Linked DNA regions of Mus musculus: region 1 is linked to region 2. A link is a loop called in an ENCODE intact Hi-C map of the cell type or tissue named here. Cell type or tissue: left cerebral cortex. All regions are shown on one strand. Links, peaks and the distances in the headings refer to the core of each region. The heading gives the core; the rest is flanking DNA.

Region 1 (2,921 bases), core at 297-2,796, 64 kb after region 2:
CTACAGAGCTGTGAAGGTGCCTATGACAAATGAGTTCCAGTTCACCTGGTTACCACCATCAATGTGCCAGAATGGCAGACTTCAGGAGACCCTGGGCAGGACAGCCTTGGTATGATGTCACACCTCTGTACAAGGACTTGGAAACTGTCTCTGGATTTCTCTGTGCAATTAGCAGCATCCTTGTGACTTTGGAGGGCAGATCTCTCTATTCATCCACTCAGGTCATTTAATAAGCCTGCTTTCAGGGCAATAGTGCAAGTAAGAAGAACAAGGACTTTGTACCTACGCTAACCGTCCATCAAATGTTGTTCTCTTTTCAAGGGAGAGTCTTAAGGACTTACAGAAACTTTCCTGAGCTGTAGTCCATGCATATGCAAAATGAGAATGAAATGAACTGATGAAGGATTATTAAAGACCTACTATCTCCATGTGACATTGAACTAAGTATCCTCTCTTCTTAATGATGTCTTGAACCTAGAAACGTTACTATAATCTATTTTAATTTTGGCTTGATACTGAACACTTGCTTGTGTTGAGAAACTATTGGTGTGTCTGAGCAGAAATGTTCTTTGAATCACCTAAGCAAACTCATTTCTCTTTCTGGGAAAGCCATTTGCCATGATTACACAATGAGCTGTTCTCACATTTGAAGAGAATGCCAGCCCTCCTGAACCCAGCTCATCATGACTTCAAAATGCCATTGGGCAGGCAATACTAAATTTTCTGGAAGGCAGAATCTCACCTCTCATTGTATTTTTCCCTGTTTGCTCATGGGACTCTCAATTCTACATTGTCTCAGTCTTCACCATTCTCAAGAAGACATATTGAATTGTCCTTTGGGTTTTTTGCTTGTTGGTTTGTGTTTGTTTAGGTGTTTGTTTGTTTGTTTGTTTGTTTTCACTGATAAGACATTGTTATGTCTACATTTTAGGTTATTGTGATAAAAATATTCTCAACAAAAAGAACTTCAAGAAGGAATGGAAGGGGTTATTTGGGCTCATAGCTCCATGGTACAGTCTTCACATTAGGCAAATCAATAGTATGGCAGCAATAGTATGTAAAGGTGGTCACATCATGACCGTAGTCAGGAAGCAGATGGAGATGAATCCCTGTTCAGCTTGCTTTCTAACATTAATGTAGCTGAGGAGCCCAGATCAGGGAATAGTGCTTCCTACTTTGTGTTTTGGGTTTAGTTTTTAGTCTTTCGACTTAGTCTCTCTATATAATCCTGTTGGCCTCAAACACAGAGATCCTCTTGCCTATGCCTCTGGAGTGCTGGAACTAAAAACAAGCTCTACCATGTCTGACTGATGCCACCCACTTTTAAGGTAAGTCTTTCCACCTCAATTAACCTAATCAAAGCAATTCTTCAATGATGTAGATCCTATCAAGTTGCTAGTAATACCCATCACATATATGACTGGTATGTCTTTCCCCAGTCCCAAGCACAAAAATGTACCTTTCTGTGGTAAATGTTCCAAAATACTGGGAGCCATGTTTCCATATCGTCATAGATTGTCAGTATATGAAAAAGTGAATTTTTTTGTTTTAAATTAATGTAGTTTAGAAAAGAGTTCACCATAGAGAATATGAAAAAGTTACCCTGAGCTAAACATCATGGATGTGTACTCAGAAGGAGGTGTTTTCCATATTTTAATACTTATCTACTGCACAAATCACTGGAGAACCCCAGAGACATCCAAGCCTTGTGTTCAGCATCCTCTGCAACTCTTGTGGTTCACTTCCGCATTTGCCATTTAAGAAGAGTTTTCTTCCTGAAGCCTGAGCGCTCCTGGACAAGCTTTGCTTTGCTTGAGATGTTCTTCTCAAAGTTTCCAGAGCCTTTTCATAATCTATCAGAACCTATTGATAATCCATCTCTCCAAAGTTGTCTGTCTCCATCATCATCCCTGTCAGCCCCCTGTCACATGCTTATCTCTCTGCAGCCTATCTGTCTCACAAAAGGGCAAGTTGGGCTCTTTGCAATGCACTGTTATTTCTGAGGTTGCTATGGAAAACAGTTCTGGGGTGAAATAAGCAAGAGATGGAGCCAAGGCCCGCTGCTAAGTCAAAACACAGTGACACATACACACCGAGCAGAACAAACTGAATTCCATTAGATGACTAGGTCTTCCGACTAAGGCCAAAAGGAAGATCTGGAAGTGGGGAGCAGGGCGGTCTGAACACTTCCCTCTTTCCAAGAATTGACTAATTCTCTTCAGCACCAGGCAGAATGCTCAGGAACAGTTCCCTCTGCGGCCGCCCCTCACTGCTGACTCACCAAGTCACAGCCTGCTCCAGTTCCTCCCCCAGGAGAAAAAAGCGCCAAATGTTTTGGCTGGAGCTCAACAGCAAGGAATCTTGCCACCTGTCACCTTTTTTTTTTTTTTTTTTTTTTTTTTTTAAAGACTGGTATTGATTTGAGAATAGTTCTTGGTTTTTGTTTTTTTTGTTTTTTGTTTTTTTGGGGTTTTTTTTTTCTGTTTTGTTTTGTTTTCTTTTTCTTTTTTCTTTTCTAATCATAGGATGGCATGAGATTGGCATCAGCAGAAGGAAGTGGGGGCTCTTGCATGGAGTTGACAACACATCCCCTGTTCTCATACATAACAGTGTCTCCAAGTACCCAAAAACAGATAGGCCAAGAGTCCAGTGTTTGCAAATTTCACTCTTGGCTTAGAGCTACAGCTGGAAGCCCTCGATCACATGTCACGTTTAAGGCTGGCAGGCATTCTCCCTAAGAGATCCTGCATTCTCTCTTTCCTTTGGCCCAGATGCTAGGGTTCTAGGGAGAGGGGAACCTGTAGGGATGGGAGGTACACTGTGACTAGGCAAAGTCCCTGGTAGGACCACTTAAAGAGTCTAGTTTCATAGAAACCAAATTATCTTTTCCAAGGACATCCCTACCCCCCCCATCCTGTATT
Region 2 (2,921 bases), core at 278-2,777:
TTGGGCAACAAAAGAGAAAAGGTCACTGGGCCCTTCCAACAGATTGCCTGAGCATGCAAGGGTCGTTTTATGGTCGAACACTCCTTGCAGGCACAGTGAAGGCTTTTGGAGTTTCCTCTCAAACTGACCATTCTAAGAGCATTATTATTTTAAAATATATGTTTTTTTTTTAAAAAAAAAAGAATAAATTCACTTCATCTAATTAACTTACTAATAAAATCATGAAAGGGCTACTTTAAGGTCAATCCCCCACCACACATTAGCCCAGCTCCAAACTGTGCATCTCAGTGGTGGTCTTATGGTAATAATGGCTCTTCTGAAGCAATGATTCTTACACTTTATTGTCAACAGCATTTTCACTCACTTACCCACTATACAAAAGAAAAGAAAAACTGTGATGGACTTGCAACTAGGAAAAAAAAAAAAAAAGCTTTATATCCAGTTTCAGATCTATGTGTCCTTTGCCTGACTCCTGTCCTTCCTTGTCACCTAATTATCACCCTATCTTAGTCTCCTTCCTAGAGTTTATAGGACGCCCACCCTTATACCATTGCACATACACGTGTACATTGCAGGCTAGGATCCACAAATGATGGACAATGTCCAGTTATTTTTGGTCTAAGCCCAGTCATTTCACTTAATATACATTCTAAGTCCCTCCATCTCATGCAAGTAGTATGATTTATTTTTTTCTTAAAGTTAGATAATATTTCACTTTGCATCTGTAGCCCATCTATTCATTGGCTCTATTCACTGGCTAAAGAATGTCTAGGCTGGTTCCATTTTCTTATTATCATAAATGAAGCAGCATTAAGCAGAGAGCTGCAAATATTCCCTATGGTAGAATGTGGAGTTCTGGATATACACCTTGGGAAGAAATAGCTGGGTCCATGATAGTTCCATTTGCAACTCTTGAGAAACCTCCAAACTGATTTCCACAATGGCTGTGTTAATTTACACTCCCAACCAGCAGAGAATAAGGGATTATTTCTGTCCACACCCCCTCCATCTACCTTGATCACAGTCATTCTGACTAGGGTGACATGCTATCCAAAAATAGATTTAATTTACATTTCCCTGCTGACCAAGGATGTTGACCACTTTGTGAAAGGTCATTTTTTTAAAGCTGCCTATTTAATTCATTAGCCCAGTTGATGTTGGCAGCTTCACTTTCTTGGTATGTATCTTCTACAATTCTTTGTAAATTCTGGATATTTGTCCCTGATCTGAAGTAGAGCTAGTAAAGATTCCCTCCCATTCCACAGACTCTTTTCTCTACTGGCAGTTTCCTTTGCTTCACAGAAACATTCTAATGTCATGCCATCCCATCTGTTGATTTGGGAGTCTGTTTTAGTGCCCTTGGCTTTCTCTTGAGAAAGTCCAGACTTATCTCAGTGTCTTGAGGAATATTCTGGACATTTTCCTCAGCAGTTGAAGTATTTCTAGTCTGAGTTTATAGCCATCGATGCATTTTAATTTATTTTATGCAAGGTGAAAGCTATGAATCTAATTTCATTCTTCTGCAGGTGGGTGCCCAGTTTTGCCTGCACCATTTGTTGAGTGGGTTATCTTTTTCTTTTTCCACTGCATATTTTTTCTCTTTTTGTCCAAATTAGGTGGGTATAACTTTGTTAGCTTATTTCTGGGTCCTCTTTTCTATTCTATGGATCTGTCTGTTTTTATGGCTATACCAGGTTGCCTTTTTCTCCTGTAAATTTTACAGTTCTATAGAACCACATTTATCCTTAACCTCACCCTTCTGCCTCTGAACTTGGCTCTTCATCCTTTATGGCTTTCTTTATGCCTTCCCAAAGGGGCACCGAGAATTACTTGAGCACATATACACACTGACAGTAGAGCAATTTCAGTCTTTCTCTGGAGCTTTGTTGGGAGAAAGCTCTCCCTACCTATAGTGGGAGGCAGGATTCTGAGATTACCTCTGGGGAGGTATGGCCTCGAGCAAGGTCTTGCAGGTAGGTAGGACTTCTTATCAGTAGAACTTGGCAAAGATGAAGCAATAGTCACCTTGATTGAATTATATTATGACCATGTTATGGACTTGTTTGCATTCTGTTGTTCTGTGTAAGACTCCATCAGAGAAACCTGACATGAGTCTTGAAGATATAATCTGCCATGTTCTGTCTGTTTCAATATTCCAGCTAAGGATGAAGGGTAACACAGTTCAGTCTAAAACAAAACAAAACAAAACAAAACAAAACAAAACAAAACAAAACAAAACACAGCAAAGCAAATGCCCAAGCACTTATTATGGGCTACTGATCATAGCACACTACTATAGAGTTCACACTATTACACTGGATAACTATAAAGCCATCCCAACATACAAAAATGAATCCATATGCCCTCATTCTAAAAGCAAACAAAAGCAAAATTAGATAGGTTAAAAACTCACACTGCTGATCAATAACTGACAGATCTAAGATCTGAACTCATATATCAAAGTTTGGTTTCTTTCTGCTTTTGACTCATCCTCTCCCCTCTCCCTTTCTCCTTCCTCCCTTTTTCTCACAAGACATGCACACTCTAGGAAGGCTTATTTTATTCTGGAATTTCAGCAACACTGACAAAGTACTCAGACAAAGCACACAATGCGATGAGCTTCCTCTGACTTAATCAGCAGCTACTCATACTCTTCCAAACATTAAAAGTTTAGCATAGGCTGTCCTATTAAAGTCCAGCTGATTATTAATAAAGCATGCATGAAATCTTTTAGAAGCATCAGGGGGAAAAATCATGGGAAATAATGAGAGCATCCATTCTTTGCCTAGTCACATGGTTTTCCTCTCTAACCACTTCTAGAGTTCAACAGTATCCCAATCACTTCCAGTAATATCTAAATAGTGATGGTTTCTTCTCATGGGATCTGTAGATACAAAGAAATCCTAGTGTTCTCCACCCAG

The links. Hi-C counts contacts between places; a loop is a spot of excess contacts. Peaks named below come from ENCODE experiments on the same cell type or tissue, not always from the same donor. Only the 100,000 strongest peaks of a DNase experiment are listed, where the experiment ranks them.
Region 1: it touches region 2 in a loop (2.2-fold over the local background); 3 of 42 quality-filtered maps call a loop at or near these places.

What each region holds. Positions count from the first base shown.
Region 1 is chr12:16,143,622-16,146,542 of GRCm38, forward strand. No RefSeq gene overlaps it. Among named protein-coding and RNA genes, the nearest start is that of Gm48606, 87 kb to the right of the region's middle. In left cerebral cortex, for the core only: no CTCF peak of the experiment used is centred there; DNase peaks (open chromatin) are centred at 1,803 and 2,250; H3K27ac peaks cover 304 bases.
Region 2 is chr12:16,079,471-16,082,391 of GRCm38, forward strand. No RefSeq gene overlaps it. Among named protein-coding and RNA genes, the nearest start is that of Gm36235, 65 kb to the left of the region's middle. In left cerebral cortex, for the core only: no CTCF peak of the experiment used is centred there; a DNase peak (open chromatin) is centred at 1,516.